Linked DNA regions of Mus musculus: region 1 is linked to region 2. The links are chromatin contacts, found by POLR2A ChIA-PET in ENCODE. All regions are on one chromosome and are shown on one strand. Each heading gives the region's core, a stretch centred on a gene start or an enhancer-like site at or near the end of the contact. The rest is flanking DNA. Distances are from core to core; before and after follow the strand shown.

Region 1 (6,474 bases), core at 1,189-3,688, 100 kb after region 2:
TGCCACTGAGTCATATTCCTAGCCTGGTGACCTTATAAAATAATAGGATTATTCTCATAAGGTCAATCTTGAGGTGTATCATATTCTAAGAGAAATTATTAGGGTTTGTTAATATCAATGGTCACTTCATGGACTAGGCTGAAAAATTTTTGAGACAGGGTCTCATGGAACTCAGGTTATCTACAAACTTGTGTAGCTGATGTGCAGACACTTAAAAACAAAAATCCACTAACTTATAGGTCATAAAACATTACTGCAGCATTCATTTGTGTATTAGTAAGGTTGGCAACTTTACAATCTATATTTCTTCTTGGAAAATTTTCTATTTTTAGGAAATGTCCAACTTTCCATTTGGATCTTTCCACGTATGACAATTTATGGTGGCATTTCAGGTTTTGAAAAATCAAATAAAATGAATATCTATTAAACAAGAACCTTGAAGCTTGGTTTAAAAAACATCACATATAAAATAAATCTAGTTCATCTTTTATTTCTTTAAGAAATTATTCACATACATTTGCCTAAGTGTATGGAGTGGTTATATGCTACAACTCCCTGTAGACAGGGTCAGAGGACAACCTTTAGGAATCTGTTCTGTCCTTCTGCTGTGAAGTTTTCAACAGGGAAGACTGCTTGGACATGGTTTTAAGGCAATGGAAAGTATATTAGCTGTCTGAGTGTTCCAGATCCGAGTGTGTAGTCCTTGGCTTTATCAGGGTGAGAGGCACAAAAACCGTGTTCTGGGTTGACAGACTTCATTTAAGAAAAGCAGTTAACTAGATGTGGACTACAGATGCCCAAACACAAGCTTCTTCGCACACATACACTTCCCCAGAGCTATAGACCTCGATGAATTAGGTCTTTGTTTCCTTTTGGCAGATAGGACTGCCTACATGCTGAGTTTTACAGCCTGAATAGTACTTCTGCCATGGAGGGAGTTGTCTTGGGCCCTACTACACTTCTACCATAAAGGTCCCAGGGATTGAACTCAGGTTGTATTGGGCTTGGGAGCGGTTCCTTGACCGTCTGAGCTCCTTACAGAGGCTCAACCTGTTTGTTAGACATCCACTTATTTATTTGTTCCCATGTCTTCCTTCTTTGGTAACACATTGATTTATTTGAGGTCAAAGTTAGGTTAGGAAGGTGTACTTCTGTGGCTGAACAATTGTGTAGCGCGTACCAGGCAGGTTCTGCGGGTTCAGTGCCCAGCACAGGGGATCTAATGAGCGAAAAATTATATTGCCTTAGATGAAAAGATAACTTTCCAACATATACTAGAATTGCACAGGACTTAATAGCTTCAAAGTGATTAGATTTTGGTATTTTGAATAGATTAAGAGCTATTGGCCCCTGCTGTCTCATTAATATAAAATAGCACAGTTGTGCTGTCTTTGTGCTTCATGTAAATACAGCTCACCTACTTGACAAGTATTTTCTGAGCTCCTACTTTATGCTTTAGACCTATCAGGGTCCCGCATATAGCGCAGATCATAGCTTCCACCATGGTAGTGGGAGCTGGGTGCGGAGCAATTGCCCAATTAAAATACAATCAAAATCAGGATTCATTGGTCAGTCAGGTACTTCCTCCACTGTGGAGTGGATTGTGAGGACAGGCTGCCCTGAACAAGGTTAAAGATCAGAATCAAACTCTAATGCTGAACTTAACTGACAGGCTGCCAATTACAGCTTTGAAATCCTTCAAGGAATTTAACGTTGTCCTAAAATATCACACCGTAATAACGGCTTTAGTCCCTTGAGTGGTCCTGCTTTGGTAAGAACAGCAGGTAAATATGTCTGCAACTTGCTTCAATTCAATCCTGGCTTCTTCGTTTATAATCTGATTCTGGCAGATCCAGTTAGGGCGTGAGGTTTCCGGATCCGTACAAAACTCTGAGAAAGCCTCAGGGGCCAGGCTCCGGCGCCCGGGAAGTTAAGAGCCATTCCGTGACGCAGTCGCCCAGCCGATCCAAGTCTCACGATCGGCCCGGGAGGGGGCGGGGGGCGAGTTCACCCGAAGCCACTCGGCAGAGACTGCCTTGTAACTGTCATGTTAGGCGTCCGAGGGACGGCGCTTCCGGGCAGACGCAGCCCTGCGTCGTCGGTTTTCCGGCCTTTTCCTCAGTGAGAGAGCTTCTGGCGTGCTCTGGGTCGCCGCCTCAGAAGGAGCCAGGCTCGCTAACAGCGGCTCGGAAGTCAGGGGACATCAGTCTCGACTGTTCTTCGAACAAAGCCGAGCCGCCTGCGGAGAAGCCAGCCAGCCCTTCAGGGCCCGCCCCACCCTTGTCCCACCCCCTGTCGGCTACACCTCGCGAGACCGGGCAACGAGACTTCCCAGAAAGCCTTGGGCTACACTCAACCGCGGTTCGCCAGTCGCGCCTGGGCGGGACGGTGGGAGGGGCCTGCCTAGCGATTTAGCGGCCTGGAAGGCCACGCCCCAAGTCGGAAGTGACGGAGCCGAGCTAGCGCGACGAGGCCGCCTCTATGGTCTTCCTCTCCTTCTGGAGTCGGGAAATGGCCGCTGTGTAGTTAGCACGGAGGTAAACCCTGCACGCACATCGTGCTTCGGCGTGTCAGGTAGGCCTCGCGCCGCATTCGAGTCACTCAAAGGAGAAAGCCGAGGCGACAGGGCGGTTGGGTATCGACAACTCTGACGCGTGGTGACGGGTCGGCGGCGGGAACGGGGACCCCGAGCCGTTACTCGTGCGTTTTCCTCCTCGCTCCCTCGGGTCTGGAAGGCGCCGCGGGCCGCCGGGGTGGGGGGATGGGGGAGCTGCGCCACCAGCGGGCCGGGCTGCGAACCTGGCTCGGGGCCGGAGCCCGGGAGGCCTCGGCGTGCGCGTGCGCAAACCGCTCGCCGACCCTTCCCCCACGGCCTCGGCTGGGACTCCTGCGCGCGCCCGGCCCAGGGCTCTGCGCACGCGTGCTTTTTTCCCCTTTCTTCCCTGCCCATGGCAACGCCGCCGCGTGTGTTAGTTTCCGAGCCTTGCTTGTTGTTGGCCTTGGGGGAGGCGTCTTCCTTCCTGGTCCTAGCCTTTGGGACTCGGAGGAGATAACGGCGAGCTGCGACAAAGTTAAGCAACGGAATCAGCCACGTCGTGCGTGGCGGTTAAGCCGCCTCCCTCGCCTCTATGGGGTACATATGTCGGTTTAGGCCAGGCTTAATCAGATGAAGGCTTTCGATCTGTTTGTAGCAGACACCTGGGTGTTGGCGCCAAAGTTTTTCGTTTTGGCTCCCTACCAACTCACTGTTGTAGCCGATCAGTAGGTGCGTAGTTCCAGTTTCTAGCGGGATGCGACTAAGAGAGGGGCCCTTTCTCAGTAATCCAAGCGCTGACATACCTTTTTTTTTTTTTTTTTTTCTTGTTTTTCCAGACAGGGTTTCTCTGTGTAGCCCTGGCTGTCCTGGAACTCACTCTGTAGACCAGGCTGGCCTCGAACAGAAATCCGCCTGCCTCTGCCTCCCAAGTGTTGGGATTAAAGGCGTGCGCCACCACCGCCCCGGCTACCTTTTTTGGTAAGAGTTAGCACACTTTAGAAATTGAGGATATTGGCAGCGGTGATTGGGGGGATAAATGGGTGAAGGAAGAAGGTTATAGTTCTGTCACTCAGTGCTGGCCTTGAACTCCCAGTTAATCTCCTGCCTTAGCTTCGGGAGTGGTGGGATAATAGTATTTTTTTTTCGTCACTTCTTCGTCACCCCAGCTGAGTTTTAAGATTTGTTTTCTTGGTCTGGGGAGTGACCAGAATATTGGATTTCTGTACCCTAGACGATCTTCTTGGGTCCAAGTGGCTTCGAACTACGGGTTCTCCATGTATATATGTGTTTGGGTTATAGATGTGCAAATTCATACCCAACATATTTTAAGTTTATCTAGTTAAAGTGAGGACCTGTACTTTCTACCTTTAAATTTAAAGTTTTCTATTAGAATTGAAAAGGAGAAAAATTGAAAGGGAAAAAAAACCTGTTAGTCACTTCAGACTCACATCCTGTTGGTACAGCATATATATTTTTGTATTAAAAGGGAATCGTAGAACAAAATGTCTTGTCCTCACTATGAGCTTGTATTCTAGATTAGCCCTAACTGGGATAGTTGGTACTGTTACGCAATAAAGGACCTTTAAAGACTTACCAGTTTGCATTTTTTGTGTGATTCTAACCAAATTCAGGGTAGTGTGCTGGGAAGGATGTCTCTAAAGTCGTTTTTAGTAAACAGCTGAGATTTCCAGTGTTGGAATAACAGGCTCCAGCCACCATACATACCCAGTGTATGTGGTGCTGAGAATCAAACCCGGGGCTTTGTGTGTGCTGAAAAGCTCTGTCAGCTAAGCATATCCCCTGTCCTAGAGTTGACTTTTGTCTTAGAAAGCAGAAGTTAATTTTAGGACTTGAAAGCCGATCTGGAAAAAGCACTGCTTTTTAGGCTAGTATCTAGTTGAATTTATTGAAAAACTTATTGTGGGGAGCAAGCAAACTAAGCTGCATTAGATTATCTGTGATGTAAAATAAGTGGAGAAAGCTTTTTCCAGTTGTTTATATAGATCTTTTGATTGGTAATTCCCAGGAACTGTATTTGAAATCATTGATGGAATACTATCCACTATCTGAAATCTGCTGTGTAATTTTTATGATTGGTTAATGAGAGAATCTAGAAGACCAGTATATCTCTGGGTAGCAATTGTACTGGTTAATAAGAGAATCTAGAAGATCATTGTATCTCTGAGTAGTAATTGTAAGTGGTTGTGGTTGGAGGATATGGGTTTGTGTGTTGCTGGTTCTAGCTTCTTAAACAATCTTAAAAACACTGAGTATTTGAGTTATAGGCATTTAATATTTTTGATTCAACATTGAAAATAAGTCTGTGAACTTTATAAGTAATAATATTGATCTTACTTAATGTCTTAGGACTTTTTTTTATAGATTTATTTATTTATTATTCAGATGCACCAGAAGAGGGCGCCAGGTCTCATTAAGGATGGCTGTGAGCCACCATGTGGTTGCTGGGAATTGAACTCAGGATCTTTGGAAGAGCAGTCAGTGCTCCTAACTGCTGAGCCATCTCTAGCCCGACTTTTTTTTTTTTTTTTAAGGCTCATTTTATGTATATTAGTACACTGTAGCTGTCTTCAGACACACCAAAAGAGGGCATGAGATCTCATTACAGATGTTGGAAATTGAACTCGGGACCTCTGGAAGAGCAGTCAGTGCTTTTTTTTTTTTTGGTTTTTCGAGACAGGGTTTCTCTGTATAGTTCTGGCTGTCCTGGAACTCACTTTGTAGACTAGGCTGGCCTCGAACTCAGAAGTCCGCCTGCCTCTGCCTCCCGAGTGCTGGGATTAAAGGTGTGCGCCACCACGCCCGGCCTCAGTCAGTGCTCTTAACTGTCGAACCAGCTCTCCAGCCCAGTTTAGGGCTTTCTAACACCAATTTACTTAATTCATTATTTCTCTATTTTTGTAGATGGAACCCCCAAAAGGTGTAAAACTTAAGACTACATAAGCCAGGAGTGGCACAGCTTGGTTTAGAATGTGCCGTGGTTCTTAGTTCAGTCTTTAAAAAAAAAAACCAAACAAACAAAAAAAAAAAAGACCAGGGTGATAAGTAGCTGGACCAAACTAAAAGTGTGTGACTAATCTATTTTGCTTTTTATTATGGAAGGCTTTTGGTACAAAAGTAAAACAGCCGGGTATATTCGCTCAAGCCTATAATCCCAGCACTCAGAGGCAGGCTGGAGGGTCTTTGAGTTTGAAGCCAGCCTGTCCATAGAGTGAATTCCAGGACAGCCAGGGGTGTATAGAGAAACCCTGTTTCAAAAAACCAAATAAATCAACAGCTAAGATAATTAAGTGGATTTCCATATTCTGCTTATTTTCAGAATTTTGTATTTTGTTTGTTTATTCTGTGATACATTTTATTTTATTTTATTTTTTTATTTTTTTATTTTTTTTTAGATTTATTTATTTATTATATGTAAGTACACTGTAGCTGTCTTCAGACACTCCAGAAGAGGGAGTCAGATCTCGTTAGGGATGGTTGTGAGCCACCATGTGGTTGCTGGGATTTCTTCGGAAGAGCAGTCGGGTGCTCTTACCCACTGAGCCACTGTGATACATTTTAAATCAAACTTGCAAACATTTTATTAAACATCCCTGGAATGACTTTTATAGAATACTTGTTAATACTATATTGAAAACATAGGAAAAAGCTTAAATAGACAAGTTTTTGAAATAAATTATGGGTAGCCTGTAGAAACCCTATAAAAAGGCTAACCAGAAATTATAACTAATGGCAGAGCACACACCATGTGCCGGGTTAGCCTTTTCTATTTATTATTTAACCATAAACTTGCAAATACCTTATTTTATACAAAGATTGAAAGAGATCAAGATACCAAATGTTGAGCTGTCATTTAATGAGTGAGTATTAGCTACGGTGTATTTTTCTATTTTAAAAGATGTGATGGCAGTAATTTGCTT
Region 2 (6,691 bases), core at 3,642-6,141:
TCAAACAGACCATCATAAAGTTTGAACTGCTATGTATAACAGGAGTTTTCCAGGCTAAAGATCAGTGGCACCAGGGTTGTAAAACCCTGCATCAGACAACTTGTCTACGCCATGCAAACTGTTTGCATAGTGTCAGGAGCTGGGACGAGGGCGGCCCAGCAGCGGTGGCGGTGAGTGCTGAGGGTGTGGGGTGTCCTGGCTGAAGCTCACACCCCTTAGCTCCTTCCATGGCTTCATAAAGGCTTCAGTGGGCGCTTGAGCCTCAGCTATCTTGGAAGCTATGGTGTCCAGCCTCTCACTGGGGCCACTCAAGGTCACTGAGAATGGTTTCATCTCTTCTAAAAACCTGAGTCTTCTGTTTGAAGTTGGGCTTGTAGTTAACTTAAATTCATTAGGTTAATTGGCTTTAATCAAAGATTTCTGGACCTCACGCCATATCTGTAATAAGACTTCTATTGTGACTCTACACAAAAGCCCTTTAAAGCACAGAATCGTGGTTCAAACCTATAATCCCAGCACTGAATCAACGTAAGTAGGAATTTCATGAGTTTAAGGTGAGCCTGGGCTACATAGCAAGCTCAATCCCAGTCCAGCCTTGACTACATAGTGAGCTGCTGTCTCAAAAAAACAAAAAATAAACCAGGCTTAATACATGGTTCAGTGGTTGAGAGTCCATACAGCTCTTGCAGAGGACTGGAGTTGAGTTTCCAGAACCTGCACTGAGCAGCTTACAACCACCTGTACACAGGTAGACTGACTCTTCTGTGTCTGTAGGCGTCTGCCTGCGGGTAGTATGTTCTCTCTCTCTCTCACACACACACACACACACACACACACACACACACACACACACAAATAAAAATAACCGAGTAAAACTGAGAATGAGCGGCGAGGTGGCCCTCCCAAGGAGAGAGCACGCCAACTTGTCCAGTGCCAATGGTCAGCCATGAAAAAAATACAAACAAGTAGCATTAAATGGGCTCCGCCTGTTTACATGTGGAATACAAATTAATAGAACAGTGGCCATGAATTTAAAGGGGAGCAGGGAAAAGAATATGGAAGCGTGGAAGTCTTTGGAGGGACAAAAGGGAAATATTGTAATTACAATACCATCTTAAAAGAAAAGGGGAGAACCCCCTCTTAAAGATAAAACATCATGGTGGCGAGACACCGAGCCCAGAGTTCCGCGTGACTCCCAACTAACAAAGTGGCAGCTTCCAGAGAAGAAATAATTTCTCGAGTTTCAATGTTTGTACCGTGTGGCCCTGGCCCTCCCCCTTGAAGACTTATCGTTTCTTAGAACCTGCTAAAGCAAGTCAAAGCCTTTACTTCCTGCTGTGTCTCGGTGACTCGTCCTCAGCAGCTGAGAGGAAAAAGAACAGAGGGGTCCCTGCATGACCGAGTCTGAATGCACGCCTATGGTTGCTTCTGCTTCAGCAACGCTTAGTGGGGCACTTGGAGGATCTAAATGTGTTGTTGTGGGACCCCCAAGCCAAAAGGCAAAAGAGCCTGGAGAAAAAGGAGGACAGTAGATGCAGCAGGGCAATTTCATCTCCTAGTGTGTGCTTCATTCACAGCCTGTTTGGGGGCCCCAGCCAGTGAGTCCCTGAGACTGGGGTGTCTTCACGGGCATTTTTTAACCAGGAGAGGCCTCCCACGCTCCTGTGAGCTTCACTGACTCTTTTGAACAGAAGTTTTACTTGGTTCAGTGATCAGGACTGCCGTTTCAAACCAGGCTGCCGGGTTGGAGAGAGGTCTTGTCACCCTTTCACTCTCTCCCGAGTGTACCTCGAGCTGGAAAAAGAATCTTAGCCTGACCGTTTGGTGTTTGCCCGGCTGTGGGACACAGAGCAAGAAGAGGGAGACATGCAGATATGTTGCAGCACATCCGAGAAGGGGTTTTAGCATGGAAGATGCTGGAATGGAATGTAAGTTACTCGTGAAAACTTTAATAAGAATCTGTAACAATGTAGTGCTCGCTAGGCCAGCGTGACAAAGTAACGCTTCCAGCAGGTGGAAGCGGTAGGAAAGCTCTTACTAGATCTGTTTGCTAAAAAGAGAAAGAAAGACCTTTTAGTGCTGGTATTGTTAGAAAGCAGAGCAGGATTTAAAGTTACCTTTGCTGTGTGGAAGTGCAGTGGTCACATCCTAGAGCCGAGTGGTATCATTATCCGTGTCCACACCACTGCTGCTTGCTGTGACAAGCACAAAAAAGACTCAACAGTGTCTCGGCCCACGGAGGACCACATGCAGTTAAACGTTAGCTGAAGGAAAGTTTGCTACATAATTGTTGATTTCTTACTGCTCCTAATATTCCCTCTGGACCAGATGGTGGAGGTGGAGATGATGGCATTTCTCCGCAGAGTAGCACATTTGCAGGATTAAGAAGGCATTTGTCTTACCTCCTTGTCCCTCCCTCCTTCCCTCCCTCCCTCCTTCCCTCCCTCCCTCCCTCCCTCCCTTCCTTCCTTCTTTCCTTCCTTCCATCCATCCATCTGTCAATTTCAGAAACACAACCTGCATTTCTCTCTCATCTTTTCCTACTGGAATGCTCTCCTTTCTTCTCTAGTAGACATTCACCAAGTTTTAAGATAAGGAAGGAGTTGTTTGCTTTTAAGTATATTTAATGAGTATCATTTATATTTTACTATAAAACACTTGCTATGAGAAAGACATGAATTTTATGTAATATCAATCTCTAGTAACTACTAGGAGATGACTCATAGTCTAAATAATTGTTATTTATATTTTATGGTTAAAAGTACAGAATTGGGACAGCATATTTGAAGTGACTTTGAGCTTTGATTTTGAGTTTGCCTTTTAGCTCTGACTTTACTAATTTTGAGATGAGTTATTTACTAATTATCAGTCAAAATGAGAGAAAAATGTGTATTGTCAGTGTACAGTGTTGTACAATGGGGGCATCTCAGATTTTAGGCTTCAACATACATCAAAGAAAAGCAAAATTCCTCCTATATGATTTGCTCGCTTAACTAATTTCCAGATTCTTTCTGCCCTTGAGCATATTTTTATAGACAAGCTCTCTACACACAAGTGTTATTTGAGGGGGGGGGGGGTGGGCCAGAGTAGAACACTTGTCTACTGTGTTCACCATCCTGAGTTTGACCTTTATAGCACTGATAAACAAAACAGTGTAAAGCAGATTCGCATGGGGTTTTCATGTCTTAGGATAAAACATAATGATGAATGCGCAGCCAGTTTTGTATTTCGATATGATACGATAAGTTTGCCAACATCATGTGAACTACGCATTACTGGGCACAGAAATGGGACAAATCAACAGTTAAATTTCAGATTTAAAAAGGTTGGGGCTAAGCCAGAGAGTTCTTAATATCCTAGATTAATTTTTAAATGATACTGAATTTTGGTCCTATTGTTTTCTTTCCGTCTCTTGGGTTTTGGATATTACAAAGACCTCGTAGAAGCAGAAAACATGAAAGCTTTGTTTCCATTGACTCCAGCTTCAGTTTGAAGCTATAAGCTTAGAGGAGAGATGAGCAGGTGTAGCTATGTATGTCCTCCGCCCACACGGCAGCCCAGCAGCTCAGCCATGGAGTACACACAGGTGGGAGACGCCTGCTTCCGTTGGACCAGCCCTGGACAGGGATGGTCAGGGATGAGTGAGGCAAGAAGCGAACAGCCCCTCTGCCCCTGCTGCCCTGTGAGCCACCTTAGCCCATACTACTTCCCAGCAGCTTGGTACTCACTTAAGTCTTCAGCGAGTAGTCACTGAGTCTGGAGTCTTTAGAATAGAGTCTGAAAGGCTTTCAGTAAATTAGTGATCTGTTCTCAGCCTCCAAAAGGATGGGATTGAAGTCTGAGCTGAATGATTTTAGATTCGGTGGGTTGATATTTTTGCTGTTTATTTGCTTGTTTTTGAAAAAGCAGCCATCAGTAAAATTTGTCAAAGCATCATTATTCCCTGACTTGTATCTTCCAAGACTCAAAGTATGCTAGGTTAAATGTAATTTAACTAGCTTCTCCTAAACAAAAAAATATAAAAACTGAAAGGAAGTAATAGCTGGGAGGGGTGAATGAGGTCAGAAATTAAAAATTTTTTCCTAGGAACTGTGTGTTGCTCCTGAACCCCCCCCCCCCCGCCACAACTGTCCAATCACAGCTGCTGGAGCTGAACCTACATCTCTGTGTGTGTTCTAGAAATGAGATTGCCTAAAAGGAAAGGGACAGAGACTTAAATCAGCAGAGAGAATAACAAGGCAGTGGCACGTGTTGTCACATAAACTAAAGGTGTGTGACATGTTTTGTTCCAAGACTTAATTTACAATTACCTTCTAAGATGCAAATCATACACTCAGTTAAGCCCACTAAAATATTCTAATGGCATTTTACTGAGTTGGTATCTAGTAGTTATTCTCTCACATGAAATTGTCCCTCCAAGTCTCAGGCCCTAGTGTGATAAGAACTTGACTCTGTACTTTGTGTCGCATATCAGAGCATCGTGAAACATGAAGGTTTTACTGAGCTGTAAACTGACAGGTCTATCAGCCCTTTAGATTCTCAACATTCATGAATAACTAGCACATGACTACTCAGTATGAGTGAGTTGTGCTTTTTTTTTAATCAAAAGACAGTTTGCTTAGTGAAATCTAAAATGTTTCATCATGTATTAGAGCAGTGCGTGTGTATAAATAAATTCCATAATACAAATAATTAGGTTTGTTGATTTATATCTTACTTCAAAAGATCCACAGGGATTCATAAAATCAGGATTCTTAATGAGAAATTGCTTTTCTTCAGTCCTATTCAGTTTTAAAGGGTGATTCCACAAACCATTTCTGCACTGTAACCTGTTAGGTTATGCAAGAAGGTTTTTAATGTCTTCAAAAACATAATAAAATAAAATGACCAGCTTCTTCCTTGGTGCTGCCTACGAGGTGGCTGCCATCTGTTTTGCGGCATCATGGCTGCCCTCCGGCCTCTGGTGAAGCCCAAGATCGTCAAAAAGAGGACCAAGAAGTTCATCAGACACCAGTCAGACCGATATGTGAAAATTAAGCGAAACTGGCGGAAACCCAGAGGCATCGACCACAGGGTGCGGAGAAGGGGCCAGATCCTGATGCCCAACATCGGTTACGGGAGCAACAAGAAAACCAAGCACACGCTGCCCAGCAGCTTCCGCAAGTTCCTGGTCCACAATGTCAAGGAGCTAGAGGTGCTGCTGATGTGCAACAGATCTTACTGTGCTGAGATTGCTCACAAGGTGACCTCTAAGAACCGAAAAGCCATTGTAGAAAGAGCAGCACAGCTGGCCATCAGAGTCACCAATCCCAACGCCAGGCTACGCAGCGAAGAAAATGAATAGACGGCTTATGTGCATGTTTTATGTTTGAGTAAAATCACAAAACCTGAAAAAAAAAATAAAATAAAATGACCAAAGAGCAAGTAATATGACAAATAGCCAAAAAGGTGAAAGTTAATATTTAATCTTTCTGCTTACTTGATTTTATCTAACATTAACAATGAAGGGTTTCATGATTTTCTGTAACAGCCCATATAAGGTTAAAGATTAACATTTTTATGTAGCATCTTAAGATGTTTTAAGGCTAGGGTCTAGCACATGTTTCTCATGTAGGAAGCCCTGGCTTTGATTCCTGAAACCAATAAGAAGGCTTCTTGCTTTGAGTCGTTTGGTTTTGTAGTTTTTTTCTGATAATCAAAATTCCCAACTTAAGCTGGAAACAATATGCTCAGGAGATCAGGGTCATCCATAGCAACATTCAACGCCAGCCTAGGTTACGTGAAACCTTGCTACCCAAACCCAAGGAAAAGTGTGATGTCAGTCAGAGTCATTAGAAAAAGCCTAGCAAATACTCCATCCAGAGACGTTAGCTACATTTCAATGAAATGACGTCACTGAGAACTAAAAAGTGTTTATGTACTTGCAGTTTTCTATGTGTGGGAGTTCTTCCTTAACAAGTGTGGAGCTAGGAGTCTTGAGAATTCTTCATAGATTCATAAAGAGATATATTAAGTATGTTTAGAGGTATACGATGGTTATTAATGGCTGGACAGTGGTGGCCCATGCCTTTAATCCCAGCACTTGGGAGGCAGAGCCAGGCAGATCTCTGAGTTTGATGCCAGCCTGATCTACAAAGTGAGTTCCAGGAGAGCCAGGGCTACACAGTGAAGTCCTGTCTTGGGTTGGTGTGGGGGTCAGATGAGTGTTAATGACCAGATGGGGCCCGTGTCCTTGAGCAGTTCTCAGTCATGTGAACATAGTATTTTGAACTTTTCATATGTATGGATATTGCTTTTCTGTCTACAGTTTACAACACCTGAGCTGATCCAAGGCCTCTAGGAGAGATCCAAAGCCACACCTTGGGTGTGAAATCAAATATTGTGTTCTAGGATTGTGTTCCTCATTATATTAAATGTGCTTCCGGTTTATAGCAGTTAACCCTTTTAAATTTAAATCCCCAAACAGATCTGGGGTGTGGCAGCTGTCATGATATCTACTCAGCAATTTCATAGCCAATAGCAATAGATGACCTAAATTCTCCCATGAGAGTGGGTGAGGCCAGGTTCGACATGTTACAACCAAGCAGGTTGTAAACTTGCTTCTTCTGGAGAGTAAGGGCAGCACAGAAGGTCTGATCTACCAGGAATTGGACAGTCTTTCCAAATGACAGACAGCGGGCAGTGAGGCAGG

Evidence for each region. ChIA-PET counts read pairs that join two places held with the same protein, here RNA polymerase II (POLR2A).
Region 1: POLR2A ChIA-PET joins it to region 2 with 10 read pairs in Patski. The contact joins the promoter of Bclaf1 here to the promoter of Rpl32l in region 2. POLR2A ChIA-PET finds 5 or more read pairs at or near these places in 2 of 5 experiments (Patski and embryonic stem cell).

The regions. Positions count from the first base shown.
Region 1 is chr10:20,310,031-20,316,504 of GRCm38, forward strand. Bclaf1 (BCL2-associated transcription factor 1) reads left to right here and starts at 2,439. Exons shown (of 13, transcript NM_001025392.1): 1 at 2,439-2,574.
Region 2 is chr10:20,203,548-20,210,238 of GRCm38, forward strand. It overlaps Rpl32l (ribosomal protein L32-like), which reads left to right and starts at 4,892. Exons shown (of 1, transcript NM_001101561.2): 1 at 4,892-5,483. The coding sequence starts at 4,943. The coding sequence ends at 5,344. All of the region lies in intron 1 of Map7 (microtubule-associated protein 7), which reads left to right.